Linked DNA regions of Homo sapiens: all the other regions are linked to region 1. The links are chromatin loops, found by intact Hi-C in ENCODE. Cell type or tissue: IMR-90. All regions are shown on one strand.

What was found. Peaks named below come from ENCODE experiments on the same cell type or tissue, not always from the same donor. Only the 100,000 strongest peaks of a DNase experiment are listed, where the experiment ranks them.
Region 2: a loop joins it to region 1, with 3 times the contacts of the local background. A loop is called at or near these places in 8 of 110 quality-filtered maps.
Region 3: a loop joins it to region 1, with 13 times the contacts of the local background. A loop is called at or near these places in 108 of 110 quality-filtered maps.

What each region holds. Positions count from the first base shown.
Region 1 is chr16:84,510,184-84,512,683 of GRCh38, reverse strand. LOC124903735 (a long non-coding RNA gene) reads right to left here and starts at 1,941. Exons shown (of 2, transcript XR_007065148.1): 1 at 962-1,941. RefSeq lists enhancers at 829-958, 1,239-1,298, 1,389-1,438, 2,387-2,500. In IMR-90, a CTCF peak has its summit at 1,166 (motif pointing left); a DNase peak (open chromatin) is centred at 1,193.
Region 2 is chr16:84,582,081-84,584,580 of GRCh38, reverse strand. All of the region lies in intron 3 of COTL1 (coactosin like F-actin binding protein 1), which reads left to right. Among named protein-coding and RNA genes, the nearest start is that of COTL1, 35 kb to the left of the region's middle. RefSeq lists an enhancer at 378-883. In IMR-90, no CTCF peak of the experiment used is centred here; a DNase peak (open chromatin) is centred at 1,430.
Region 3 is chr16:84,621,024-84,623,523 of GRCh38, reverse strand. No RefSeq gene overlaps it. Among named protein-coding and RNA genes, the nearest start is that of COTL1, 4.2 kb to the right of the region's middle. In IMR-90, CTCF peaks have their summits at 565 (motif pointing left) and 1,201 (motif pointing right); DNase peaks (open chromatin) are centred at 563 and 1,223; H3K27ac peaks cover 261 bases.

The sequences.
Region 1 (2,500 bases):
TGCCTATAATCCCAGCTACTCAGGAGTTTGAGGTGGGAGAATTGCTTGAACCTGGGAGGCGGAGGTTGCAGTGAGCCGAGAGCACGCCATTGTACTCCAGCCTGGATGACAGTGAGACTCTGTCTCAAAAAAGAAAAAAATTAATTAATTTCCCATGCCAGCTGGGCCCTGAACCTTGAACACTGGAACCACAGGTAACTTTGTTTCCTTAACCTTATGGTCCATCTTAGCTGATACAGGGGCATCTATTTTGGCCTCTCAGATCACATTTCCTATCACCTCTGAAAGGATCCTGACTTAAGTTTTACCTGGGTAATTCAGAGGTGGGAAGAGGCAAGAACCCTAAGTTACTATTGGGTGCCCTAACTTTGAAAACCGCTGGGCCCTTCCCCCTGGTTGTAAGTTTCCACTTTGTTCTCACACCATGTGACCAGCACCCTGTCCCCCAATTCTCACCCCTACCTCCACTGTCCTAACCGAACTCAGTGCTCCAATGGCCAAGCGTTCAGGAAATGGTTTCCAAAAGCCAAAAAATGATCCAAGAGTACAGAATAGAAGGGGAGTGGAAGGGCAGCCTCATAGCAGGAGAGGCGGACAGGTGCCACCTCAGCCAGGTACTCAAGGGCGACATCGACGGCCGTGAGCCACACTGATAGTTCTGGCCCTTGAAACGATGTGACGAGAAGGGCCACTTCACCTCTGGGGTCTGTCTCCCAGACCCATACCCCCGTCCAATCACGAGGAGACCATCAGCTAAATCACAATAGTGGGGGACACTTGACTGAATCCCTGACCAGGACTCCTCAAATTGTCAAGAGCATCAGAAACAAAGAGTCTGAGCAACCGCGAGAGCCAGGAGCAGCCTGGGGACACCTGATGGCTAAATGTCTCGTGGGACCTGGGGTAGAAAAGGACATTAGGCAAACACGAAGGAAGAGTGAATAAAATGCAGGTGACTTACTCATATATGAATTGGCTCCTTCATGGTGACAGATGGACCAGAGTCATGTCAGATGTTAAGGCGCAGTGGAACAGGGTGCGGGTCGCACACGAACTCTCTATCATATTCTCAACAGTCCTTTATGTCTAAAACCATTGTAAGATTTCTTATTTAAAAACCATCACGGTAGCCATGTGTTTTGCGGTGATCGCGAGCGCCACCTGGTGGACACAGGACAGCATTGGCCGTGACCAACCTCCCTGGAAAGGAAGGAACCATTGCAGAGGATGCATGATGCGATGAGCCGCTGTGATTGATTCCGGTCTTGGGAAATGGAAAAGGCAGCTTCCTGCCCCGCAGTGGCTCCCAGTCCGGTGGAGGGAAATGGTGCAAGGCAAATTCAGGACTCCTGGTCACAGCCAGCATCTGTTCCATCTTTACCTGGGGTTAGGGACCAAGCTGACGGATCCCATCTTAACTCGTCCAAGGCAGCCTGGAGGGGTGCCACAATGCAGTCAGCCTTGTTTCCTGCTGCCCCTCAAACCTGCTCAGTGGGAACGCGGGAAGAGGGCTGCCCTCTTGTCCCTTCTTTCTACGCTATGAAAAGCCCAGACCTTTCCCGTGATTTTTTTTTTTTTTTTTTGACTATTCCTAGGGAATTAGTTCCTGGTACCACTTTAGATCAAAAGCAGTCTCTATTCATGAATTTAAAATGTTCGGTCCCAGGTAGTAAAATGTGGATGCTGACTTACCATTAGCTTTCCCCCATGCCCCCAAGAGCCTACTGGGGCAGCAGGGACTGTGGTTTTTCTCTTCCCTGCTACCCTCCTTCCATGTAGCTGCTGTTTTTGATGAGGATTGCCAGATAACAGGATGCCAAGCTAAGTTTGCATTTCAGATAAAGAGTGAACACTTTTTTAGTATAATTACATCTCATGCAATATTGGGGTCTTTTTCTACTAAAAAAAAAGTATTTGAAACTCAAACTTAGCTGGGCTTTTTTTTTTTTTTTTTTGACAGGATCTCACTCTGTTGCCGAGGCTGGAGTACAGTGGTACGATCATAGCTCACTGCAGCCTTGACCTCGTAGGCTCAAGTGATCCTCCTATCTTAGCCTCCCAAGTAGCTGGGGCCACAGGCTATTCATGAATTTAAAATTCATGCACCACCATGCCAGGCTAATTTTTGTCTAAGATACAAGGTCTCAATATGTTCTCCAGACTGGTCTTGAACTTCTGGACTAAAGCAATCCTCCTGCCTTGGTCTCCCAAAGCATTGGGAGCCACTGCACCTGGCCACTATCCTCTATTTTTTTTTTTTTTTTTTTTGAGTTGGAGTCTGGCTCTGTCACTCAGGCTGGAGTGCAGTGGCGTGATTTTGGCCCACTGCAAACTCTGCCTCCCGGGTTCAAGCAATTCTCCTTTTTCAGCCTCCTGAGTAGCTGGGATTACAGGAGTGCATCACCGCCCCTGGCTAATTTTTGTTTTTTAGTAGAGACAGGGTTTCACCATGTTGGCCAGGCTGGTTTCGAACTCCTGACATTGTGATCTGCTCGCCTCG
Region 2 (2,500 bases), 72 kb before region 1:
CCGTCAGCCACACAGGAAGGGTCTGGCCTCACCCACACTTGCCAGCGCTGACCTCAAAAAGCTCATACTTCACCTGTGGCCGGCACACAGGTGCATCAGCATATGGGGAAACTGAGGCCCACAGCAGTGCTAGGACCTGCCCTAAACTCACAGTTAATGAGTGATAGAGCTGGGGCTAGAGCCTGGAAGAATTAGGAGTGAAGTTCAACTCTGATCCTCTTTAATCTGTATTCAGAGCCTGAGAAACTGAGAGGCGTCTGTGGCTGGGGGAAAACAAGACAAAACAAGACAAATGCCAGCAAGGCCACGGGGCAGCAGGGGCTGCCAGGCAAGCTGGGCAGGGCGATTGCGATGCCCAGACTCCAGTCCGGGGAATGCGCTGAACGCACAGCACGCACGGCTGGCTGGCCACAGCTGTTGTCTGCCACACAGAAGTACCCGGCTGGTGCCCAGGACAGAACCTCGCTCCTATCGTTCTCGTGTCTCTGCAGGATTGTGGGGACAATGCAGTGACCGCTGGTAGTGACCTGCGATGTGCCAGGGCCAGGCTCTCTTGATTTAGAGCCATGCTTGGTCAGTGCTGCATCATGCTTGTCTTGCAGGATGGGTTCATTCACCTGATCCTTTTATTGATTCTTTAACATAATATGAACGTTCACGGAGCCAGGAATCCAGAAGGCATGCAGCTCAGCTTTCAGGAACAGAGGACAACAGAGGCTGCTGCCTCCAAGGAGAAGTGGAGGTGGGAAGGATGGACGTGCCAGGGATGGTGTGAACTAGCCAATTGGAGTCTATTCTGATAGCTTCTGAGCCCCAGGACTAACCAGGCTTAGTGGCGCACACCTGTAATCCCAACATTTTGGGAGACCAAGGCAGGAGGATTGCTTGAGCCCAGGAGTTGGAGACCAGCCTGGTCAACATAGTGGGACCTCGTCTCTACTAAAAACAAAAAAAAATTAGCTGGGGCATGGTGTCGCATGCCTGTTGTCCCAGCTACTCAGGAGTCTGAGGTGGGAGGATCGCTTGAGCCCAGGAGTTGGAGGCTGCATGAGCTGTGCTCGTGTCATTGCATTCCAGCCTGGGTGACAGAGGAAAACCCTGTCTCAAAAATAAGTAAATAAATAAATAAAAATAAACCCCAGGGGCAGGATCGGCTTCATTTCTGGGACCAGATTTAGCCACCCCTCCCCTCTGAGGGCCTCTTTTGGGTACCAATGTGGCAATAATATGAATAACAATAGTTTTATTGTGGCCCTACTATGTGCCTGACACTCTGTGAAGGACTTTCCGTGTATTAAATCATTTGTCCTTCACGAGGCCAGGTCTGCCACTTGCCCTGTTTTATAGATGAGGAGCTTGGGATCCGAAGAAGCTGAGTAACTTGCTCAAGGTCCGGGTGCTTGGACATGGCAAAGCTATGCCTGGAATCCAGGCTGTGGGCTCAGAGCCCCGACACGGCCACTTCACCACACTGCACATTTCCCAAGGCTTCTGGCACCAGGGAAGAGGTTCGAAGGCCGCAAGCAGGGCTGGATGCTCCTTTTGTAGACTCGTGTTGCACATGAAATTAGTTTTTAAATTTCCTGATTCTCGATCTTCCTTGATGGTGGAAGCTTTAAACTGGAACGTGAACTTTTTTGCTCTGTGCTTACTTTAAAAAAGTGCTGCTGTGTGAAATGGAGAAAGTTACGGCGTGTAGGGGAGTGAGACTCAAGTTGATATTCTGGCGCCATCAGCTCACAGGTGTAGGACTTTGGGCAGGTATTTATCACTAGAATTTCTGTGTTTTCACTTAGGAAAAAGAGAATGTAAAATTTCACAGAGTGGTTGGAATGATTAAAGAAAAGCAGTAGGTGTGAAAAGGGCTTCTCCATTTTGATGCCTGGTGAACTATTCATCCTTCAAAACCCGGATTTCTTACCCCATTCTCCTACCAGCCTCAATCAGAATTAATTGTGCCTATATCTGTATCTACTATGGTCTAGATAGTATTATAATTAAGGAATTATAATTAAGTAACTAACAAGGAAATAATCTCCTAAAAGGCAGAAGCCATGGCTGCTTTGTGATTGTACTCCTAGTGCTGGAAGATTACTGTGTGCTAGCACATAACAAGGGCTAAGAAATGAAGAAATGAGGCCGGGCGCCATGGCTTATGCCTGTAATCCTAGTACTTTTTGAGGCTGGAGCAGGTGGATTGCTTGAGCTCAGGAGCCTGAAACCAGCCTGGGCAACATTGTGAGACTGCATCTCTGTTTTAACATAATTTTTAAAAATTAAGAAATGGGCTGGGCGCAGTGGCTCATGCCTGTAATCCCAGCACTTTGGGAGGCCGAGGTGGGTGGATCACTTGAGGTCAGGAGTTCGCGACCAACCTGGCCAACATAGTAAAACCCCGTCTCTACTAAAAATACAAAAATTAGCTGGATATGGTGGCATGTGCCTGTAATCCCAGCTACCAGCTACTCAGGAGGCTGAGGCACGAGAATTGCTTGAACCC
Region 3 (2,500 bases), 110 kb before region 1:
GGTAGAATTTGCTTGAAGATGAAACTGATACACAAAGGAGGGCAAAGTAGAGACATGCAGAGCTACAGAGCCAGGAGTAAACCATGCCTGAATTCCACCTTCATCTGGACTCTTGTCAGCAGGTCTTTACTTTTTTTTTTTCCATTGTTCAAGCCCATTTGAATTGAGTTTTCTGTTGCTGACAACCAACAGTGTCCACAGTGAAGTAAATGCTTGTCACCCATAATAGACTTTAAGCCCTGAGAGGACTGGGAGATATTAGTCTAGTTCACATTTGCACACAAATAGCTCTTGTGTGCATTTTTATCACCAAAATGTAGGAATAAGAGATTTCTCAGAGACATCCAGATTTTTTGCTTTGCTGAAACAACCAGAAGCTTGGCATTGTGCATAGCAACTATGGCAGAGCTGAGAACCAGTGACTCTCTTTGGATGAGGAAGCTGCTCTGAGCATGAAACTTTCACCTGGAGGAAGACAGAACAGAGAGGATCACCTTTTCCAGAACAAATTTTCTTACATGGTCTGTGCTTGGTTCATTTACATTCCATGCCTGCCCCCTACAGGCAAGTAAGTTTGTGACCCCGCCTTGGACACGAAATAGGCTCAGTGCCAGGAAAGAATGAATGAATGGATGGATTAATTTATAGCAATTCCCAATTCCTTTTTTTTTTTTTTTTTGAGACAGAGTCTTGCTCTGTCGCCCAGGCTGGAGTGCAGTGGCCTGATCATAGCTCACTGAAGCCTTGATCTTTTTTGGTTCAAGCAATTTTCCCACCTCAGCCTCTCGCGAGTTGGGATTACAGGCACCTGCCACCATTCCTGACTAGCTTTTATTTTTATTTTTATTTAGAGACAGGGCTTTGCCATGTTGACCAGCCTGGTCTCCAAATTTTCGGCTGAAGCAACCCTTCTGCTTCGGCCTTCCCAATTGTTGGGATTACTGCGCCTGGCCTACTTCCCCAGTTCTTAACACAGTGCATAGCACATAGTTAAGTGTCAAATACTTTGATTTCTCTTAAAGAAACATGAATTGAATTAGATTGTTTTATATCACATGGATTGCAATTTAAACAAATATTTACACAGAATATTTATTTCTGATATGAGGTTTATTTTTCTCCTTTAGCTGGGCAAATGGACAGCAAGGTGCTCAAAATCAGGGTTCTCTTTCAAACCAATCCCTTACACTTTCGGTCCAGTAGAGGGCGATCGCAACAATGACTAGAAAGAGAACAGCAATGAAAGGAGGACTGAAGTGGGGCTTCCCAGTTCCCTACACATTCATAGGATTCCTCCAGGAACGCTGAACCATGGAGACTGAGGATTGAATTCAGTATGGCAGCCACGTTTCTGGGTGGTAGTTTAGCATTCTGAACAGATAATACATTCACGTGGTCGAGAACTAAACTAAAACAAGAAGGTATGTAGTAACACCCACCACCCTCCTACCCCAATCCCTAACCCTTTTTGCCTGACTTTCTGCTTCACCTCCACCACAGGTACTGTTAGTTTTCTCTTGTGTTCTCTACCAGAAGTTTCAATGCCAATGCCAATATAAACAAATGCAGGCTGGGCGTGGTGGCTCACGCCTGTAATCCCAGCACTTTGAGAGGCCAAGGCGGGCGGATCACCTGAGATGAGGAGTTCGACACCAGCCTGACCAACGTGGTGAAACCCTGTCTCTATTAAAAATACAAAAATTAGCCGGGCGTGGTGACGTGCACTGTAGTCCCAGTTACTCAGGAGGCTGAAGCAGGAGAATCACTTGAACCCGCGAGGCAGAGATTGCAGTGAGCCGAGATCGCGCCACTGCACTCCAGCCTGAGTGACAGAGCGAGACTCCCTCTGAAAAAAACAAAACAAATACAATATTAACACCCACCCCATTTTACCCAAAAGGTAGTGTTGTTCTGAACACACTATTCAGTAGCTAGCTTTGCGTATTCATGATCTATCTTGTAGAATGTTCCATACCAGCATCTAGAGAGGGTCCTCATCCTTTCTTTCTTTTACAGCTTCATAGTCGTGCATGGTTCACCAGCGTTATTACCTATTCATCTAGCCCCTCACTGATGGGGACTCAGGTTAGCCCTCACCTTCTGCCTTAAAAGTAAAGCTCAATGAATAACCCTGGATATATTTTGCACACATACAAGTGTATCTATTATCTATAGCAGTGACTTTCAGCCCCAGTCGAACGTAAGCATCACTCAGGGGGCTTTACAAAAATCCCCATACGGGTGGCACACAACTCTAATCCCAGCACTTTGGAAGGCCAAGGCGGGCAGATCACTTGAGCTCAGGAGTTCCAGACCAGCCTGGGCAACATGGCAAAAACCTGTCTCTACAAAAAAATACAAAAATTAGCCAGGCGTGGTGGCACGTGCCTGTAGTCTCAGCTACTTGAGTGGCTGAGGTGGGAGGATCGCTTGAGCCTGGGAGGTCAAGGCTGCAGTGTGCTGAGATTGCACCACTGTACTCCAGCCTGGGTGACAGAGT